Linked DNA regions of Homo sapiens: region 1 is linked to region 2. Evidence: read pairs that join two places in POLR2A ChIA-PET (ENCODE). Cell type or tissue: B cell. All regions are shown on one strand. Links, peaks and the distances in the headings refer to the core of each region. The heading gives the core; the rest is flanking DNA.

What was found. ChIA-PET counts read pairs that join two places held together with the same protein. Peaks named below come from ENCODE experiments on the same cell type or tissue, not always from the same donor. Only the 100,000 strongest peaks of a DNase experiment are listed, where the experiment ranks them.
Region 1: POLR2A ChIA-PET joins it to region 2 with 5 read pairs; 9 of 35 experiments call an interaction of 5 or more read pairs at or near these places.

Annotation. Positions count from the first base shown.
Region 1 is chr14:100,200,683-100,205,194 of GRCh38, forward strand. No RefSeq gene overlaps it. Among named protein-coding and RNA genes, the nearest start is that of YY1-DT, 36 kb to the right of the region's middle. In B cell, for the core only: no CTCF peak of the experiment used is centred there; no DNase peak of the experiment used is centred there.
Region 2 is chr14:100,259,674-100,262,173 of GRCh38, forward strand. The region is part of intron 1 of YY1 (YY1 transcription factor); the gene reads left to right. Among named protein-coding and RNA genes, the nearest start is that of MIR6764, 16 kb to the right of the region's middle. In B cell, for the core only: no CTCF peak of the experiment used is centred there; no DNase peak of the experiment used is centred there; H3K27ac peaks cover 1,114 bases.

The sequences.
Region 1 (4,512 bases), core at 1,146-3,645, 58 kb before region 2:
CGGGTTCAAGTGATTCTCCTACCTCAGCCTCCCGAGTAGCTGGGACTACAGGCGCCTGCCACCATGCCCGGCTAATTTTTTGTATTTTTAGTAGAGATGGGGTTTCACCATGTTGGCCAGGATGGTCTCCATCTCTTGACCTCGTGATCCACCCGCCTTGGCCTCCCAAAGTGCTGAGATGACAGGCGTGAGCCACCGCGCGCCCAGCCAGCATAATGTTTTCAAGTTTGATTTATATTGCAGCATGTATCCACACTTCTCTTTTTAGTCAAATAATATTCCATTGTAGTTACACATTGTTTTTAACTTGTTCTTAAAGATAAATTTTACTGGCCAGGTGCAGTGGCTCACGCCTATAATCCCAGCACTTTAGGAGGCCGAGGTGGGAGGATCACTTGAGGCCAGGAGTTCAAGACCAGCCTGGCCAACATGGTGAAACCCCATCTCTACTAAAAATACAAAAATTAGCCGGGTGTGGTGACCCACACCTGTAATCCCAGCTACTCGGGAGGCTGTGGCAGGAGACTCGCTTAAACCCGGGAGACAGATGTTACAGTGAGCGGAGACTGCACCACTGCACTCCAGCCTGGGCAACAGAGCAAGACTCTATCTCAAAAGTTATATACAAAAAAATATATATATATACACAAACAAAACAAAAACAGCCAGGCGTGGTGGTGTGCACCCATAATTCCAGCTGTCTGGGAGGCTGAGGCAAGAGAATTCCCTCTACCCGGGAGGTGGAGGTTGCAGTGAGCGGAGATTGCACCATTGCACTCAAGCCTGGGGGAAAGAGTGAGACTCTGTCTCAAAAAAAAAAAAGGTAAGTTTTACCAAAAAAAACTTATTATTTTTTTCTTCACAGGGAGAGGAGAGGGAGATAGGAAGTTCAAGTCTTTACTTTTTTAATTAATTAATTAATTATTATTATTATTTTTACTAATTCCTACTCAGAATGCAAAGATAACTTTTTAAAAACATATATTGTTAGTCTGGGCAACATAGTGAAAACCTGTCTCTACCAACAAAAAAAGAAAAAAGAAAAATCTAAAAATAGGGCCAAGCATGGTGCCACACACCTGTAATCCCAGTTACCTGGGATACTGATGGGGGAGGATAGCTTGAGCCCTGGAGTTCGAGGCTGCAGTAAGCTACGACTGCCACATTGCACTCCAGTCTGGGTGACAGATCAAGAACCTGTTTCAAAAAACAAACAAACCCATAGTAGGAAGGTGACATGTATATGTTATTGCAGGCAGCTGTCCCTGCAATGTGAGCCCAGGGAAGTGGGACCTTTGTTTTGTTCCGTGCTATGTCTCCGGAACCTGCCCAGCACAGTGCCAAGCACACAGTATCTGCTCAATGATGACCTGTCGAATGCATGAAATTTAGAAAAGAAAAACAACAAACAAAAACCCTTCCCAAATAGAATCACCATTAATACTTTCTCGTATATCTTTTCAATCTTTTTTTTTTTTTTTGAGATGGAGTCTCGCTCTTGTTGCTGGGGCTGGAGTATAATGGTGTGATCTCAGCTCACTGCAACCTCCGCCTCCTGGGTTCAAGTGATTCTCCTGCCTCCCAACTGGCTGGGATTACAGGTGCCTGCCACCATATCCGGCTCATTTTTTGGTATTTTTAGTAGAGATAGGGTTTCACCATGTTGGCCAGGCTGGTCTCGAACTCCTGACCTCAGGTGATCAGCCCGCCTTGGCCTCCCAAAGTGCTGGGATTACAGGCGTGAGCCACCGTACCCGGCGTTGATCTGTTCTTTTCTGTGCGTACTTGTTATCTTACATTAGAATCACACTGTAGGCCAGGCGCAGTAGCACATGCTTGTAATCCCAGCACTCTGGGAGGCCGAGGTGGGTGGATCACCTTAGGTCAGGAGTTCGAGACCGACCTGGCCAACATGGTGAAACCCCGTCTCTACTAAAAATACAAAAATTAGCTGGGTATAGTGGCACATCCCTGTAGTCCCAACTACTCGGGAGGCTGAGGCACGAGAATTGCTTGAACCCGGGAGGGAGAGGTTGCAGTGAGCTGAGATCACACCACTGTACTCCAGCCTGGGTGAGAGAGAGAGACTCTTTCTCAAAAAAAAAAAAAAAAAAAATCACATCGTATATACTATTTCGTAACCAGCCTTCTCTCTGGGGGCTTAAAACTCGATTATCTTTCTATTTATCCATTTCCTGCTCATGTTTCCCTCGTCCTAGGGGACCCAGTCCCAGGGCTACATCTCCATTTACTTAACCACAACCCCATTGCCTCTGTTCTGCACCCCCCCTTCTCCCCTTCTGTGGACACTGAGTTTTTTTCCAATTTGAGTGATTGGAAACAACCCTGGGGGAATATCTGAGTCCCTGGTTTATCACCCTGGAAAAGTCCTAGAAGTGGAATTGCTGGGCTGAAAAGTGCATGTGTTTTTAAGGTTTTGGACTCAAGAGTTCTTAAAATGAGCTTCACTTTATTCCAGGTTTTCTCTGCAGTTTGGGTGTCCTATCTACCAACTCCCAGCGGAGCTGCCCCATTTAGAATCAGGCTGTTTTTCTCCTGAGTTTTTACTATGGGAAATTGAAAGGATGAATTGTAGGCTTCAGTATCGCGGATTTCAGGGTATGAATTCAACATGGCCATTGCTCAGAGTCACAAGTCAATCACCAGTCAGCATCTGATACCTAAATTCTGTGCCAAGGAAGCTCTATAAATGAAAGACATCCATGGGTGATGAAGTTTCAGAAGCATCCCTGGGTCACACATTGTGAAAACAGTTTGTCTACACTCACACAGAGCACTTCTGATACCTTGTGTGCGAATTTTCCCCACTCTGACCAACACTGAGTGTCCTAGAATTCAATTCAATTCTGACACTATCTACCTGGAATTAACATCAGATTCCACAAATTAAAGGCTCAGTCCCACAAAACTGCCCCCATTTCAGAAGCCAAATGTAAATCCATCCTCACATATTTCTGACTGAGCGACTGTAAGCTGGAGGTTTCCAAGACCGCCTCCTCTGGTTCAGTTATGGGCTAGAATGACTCATATAACTTAAGGAAATAGGGCCAGGTGCGGTGGCTCATGCCTATAATCTCAGCACTTTGGGAGGCCGAGGCAGGTGGACCACTTGAGGTCAGGAGTTCGAGACCAGCCTGGCCAACGTGGCAAAATGCCGTCTCTACAAAAAATACAAAAATTATCCAGGCATGGTGGTGCACACGTGTAATCCCAGCTACTTGAGAGGCTGAGGCACGAGAATCGCTTGAACCCAGGAGGTGGAAGCTGCAGTAGCTGAGATTGCAGCACTGAACTCCAGCCTGGGTGACACAGCAAGACTCCTTCTCAAAAAAAAAAAAAAAAAAAAAAACTTAAGGAAATAGAGCCAGGCAGGCAGGCAGGCATGGGGGCACATGCCTGTAGTCATAGGTAACAGAGAAGGTGTGGGAGGATCACTCGAGCCTAGGAGTTTGAGACTACAGTCATTGTGCATGACCATGCCTGTGAATAACCACTGCACTCCAACCTGGGCAACATAGTGAGACCCCATCTCTAAAACAAACAAACTCAATGAAACACTTTATATATGCTGGTTTATTATTATGAAATTAAATAATTCAAACTTAAAGCTATTGGAACTTTGAATTATTATTATTATAGAGACAGGGTCTCACTCTGTTGCCCAGGCTGGAATGCAGAGGTGTGATCATAGCTCACTGCAACCTTGAACTCCTGGGCTCAAGCTATCCTCCCACCTTGGCCTCCAAAAGCATTGGGATTACAGGGTGAGGCACGGCACCCAGCCAAAACTATTTTGAGCCTTGAGAGGAATGTGGCTATGTGGCCTGAGTCAGGTAGCAGCTTCAACAGCCTCTGCCTTTTCCTATAAATGATTAGAAAAAGCACTGTGGCTCCAGAAATAGATCCCTTTGAATCAGCACCCCTCCTCACAGAATATTAAAGCAATCTTCCTTGGAATGTGACAAGCCATAACCAATCAAATTGCTAAAGCATATGTACTGACCTTGCATGGAAAATGTTGCAATCCTGTGAACTGCGTATGTAAACAAAACCTTCCCTTCTCCACTTTGGAAGCTGACCTGACCCATTCATTCTTCTGAAGTCAGTGTTCCCCAGGTGGACGGCCTCAAGCTTTGAGCTGGAGTAAACTTTTTTTTTTTTTCTTTTGAGACAGAATCTCACTCTGTCGCCAGGCTGGAGTGCAGTGGTGTGATCTTGGCTTACTGCAACCTCTACCTCCCGGGTTCAAGTGATTCTTCTGCCTCAGTCTCCCAGGTAGCTGGGACTACAGGCGCGCGCCACCATGTCCAGCTAATTTTTGTATTTTTAGTAAAAGACAGGGTTTCACCATGTTGGCCAAGCTGGTCCCAAACTCCTGACCTCATGATCCGCCTGCCTTGGCCTCCCAAAATGCTGGGATTATAGGTGTGAGCCACCACGCCTGGCCTGGAGTAGAGTCTTAATTCAACCATAATTTTTTTTCTTTTTTTG
Region 2 (2,500 bases), core at 1-2,500:
GGAGGGGAGGCTGGGTTGAGAAGAGAGGTGGTAAGAGAGAGCAAAACTCACACTTACTGAAACCTCCTGCCATGCACTTGTGAATTTAACCCATGAGAAAAGCTGGTTAGAATATAGAAGGCATGTGCAAAGGAGAAATAGAAGGTAAGACCAGGTATGTTGTTAAAGTGGGACCAGACAGCATTGGACCCAGAATGCCAGATTGAAATAATTTACAGCAGCACTGAAGGGATTATACCATGGGTGAGAATATATCAGCTATATTTTCTGTGCCAGTTTATCCTTTGCAGTATCACTAGAGAAAATAATTGTGAAAATCAATTAAGAAACTACTACAGTCATTTAGGTTTGAGATAATAGGAAATAAGTTGATGGCAGTGGATCAAAGAGGGAAGACTGGTGTTTTTTGTTTGTTTGTTTGTTTGTTTTGAGACGGGGTCTTGCTCTGTTGCCCAGGGTGGAGTGCAATCTCGGCTCACTGCAACCTCCACTTCCCGGGTTTAAGCAATTCTCTTGCCGCAGCCTCCCGAGTAGCTGGGCTTACAGGCGCCCGCCACCACACCTGGCTAATTTTTGTATTTTTAGTAGAGTTGGGGTTTCATCATGTTGGCCAGGCTGGTCTTGAACTCCCAAAATGCTGGGATTACAGGCATGAGCCACTGTGGCCTGGCCGAGAGATCTTTTAAAGGGGATCAATAGGATTTGGTGTCTGAGATATGGGAAATGAATTATATGGGGTCTGAATATATGAATATATATATATATATATATATACACACACACACACATATATGTATTTTTTTTTTTTTTCTTTTTTGAGACAGAGTCTCGCTCTGTCACCCAGGCTGGAGTACAGTGGCACAATCTCTGCTCACTGCAAGCTCTGCCTCCCAGGTTCAAGCGATTCTCCTGCCTCAGCCTCCTGAGTAGCCAGGACTACAGGTGCCCGCCACCACGCCTGGCTAATTTTTTGTATTTTAGTAGAGACAGGGTATCATTGTATTAGCCAGGATGGTCTCGATCTCCTGACCTCGTGATCCACCTGCCTCGGCCTCCCAAAGTGCTGGGATTACAGGTGTGAGCCACCGTGCCTGGTCCTTTTTTTTTTTTTTTTTTTTTTTTTTTTTTTTTTTTTTTGGAGGCAGAGTCTTGCTCTAGACTGAAGTTGCAGTGACGCAGTGACGTGGTCACGGCTCACTACAGCCTCGACCTCCTGGGCTCAAGTGATTGTCTTGCCTCAGCTTCCCAAGTAGCTGGGACTACAGGCATGCACCCCATGCCTGGCTAATTTTAATTTTTTTGTGGAGATGGGGTCTCTCCCTTTATTGCCCAGGCTGGTCTAGGAACTTCTGGGCTTAAGTGATCCTCCTGTCTTGATCTCCCAGAGTGCTGGGATTACAGGCATGAGCCACTGCACCTGGCCTATTTTTTGTAACCTGTTGGATATGAGATGATAGTAAGACATACAAATAGAGATGTCGTACATTTCTTTGAACATATGCTTATTTATTTTTATTTTTTGCTTTGTTTTTTTGAGACAGACTCTCACTCTGTCACTCAGGCTGGAGGGCATTGGCATGATCTCAGCTCACTGCAAACTCTGCCTCCCAGTTCAAGCAATTCTCCTGCCTCAGCCTCCTGAGTAGCTGGTATTACAGGCATGCACCACCATGCCTGGCTAATTTTTGTATTTTTAAGTAGAGATGGGGTTTCGCCGTGTTGGCCAGGCTGGTCTCAAACTCCTGATTGCAAGCAATCCACCGCCTCGGCCTTCCAAAGTGCTGGGATTATAGGCATGAACCACTGGTGCTGGGCCGAACATATATTTGTTGAGGGCCAGCTATGTGCAGATTTTGAACAAGGCTCTGTAAATGCACGGGATCAAAACTGACCAACCTCCATGTCCATATGCAGCTTACAGTCTAGTGGGAGGATGACAAAAATCACACAGCTATAATTACAAATTTTAGTCAATGGAAATTGCATGAATAAACACCTTGAGGTTAGGGTAGATGGGCCATGATACAACTGGGGAGCTAAAGGGCCAAAATAGAGGAGTGAAGAGGGAGGAGGCTGGAGAGGTAGCAAGAGACTAGCTAAGAGGTGAAGGCTATGAAATCAGATTTGAATCAGCACCACTGAATTGGTAGTTGCCAGGAAATGTGTGTGGTGTGAGTGAAAAGCCGAAATCTAGGCTGGGTGTGGTGGCTCATGCCTGTAATACGAGGACTTTAGGAGGCCAAGGCAGGAGGATCGCTTGAGTGCATGTGTTCCAGACCAGCCTGGGTAACATTGTGAGACCCTGTCTCTACAATAAATAAAAATAATTAGCTGGGTGTGGTGGCACCTGCCTGTAGTCCCAGCTACTCAGGAGGCTGAGGTGGGGGGATTGCTTGAGCCCAGGAGTTTGAGGCTGAATGAGCCGTGATTGTGATTGGGCCACTGCACCACTGCACTCCAGCCTGGGTGACAGAGTGAGACCGTTCTCCAAAAAAAAAAA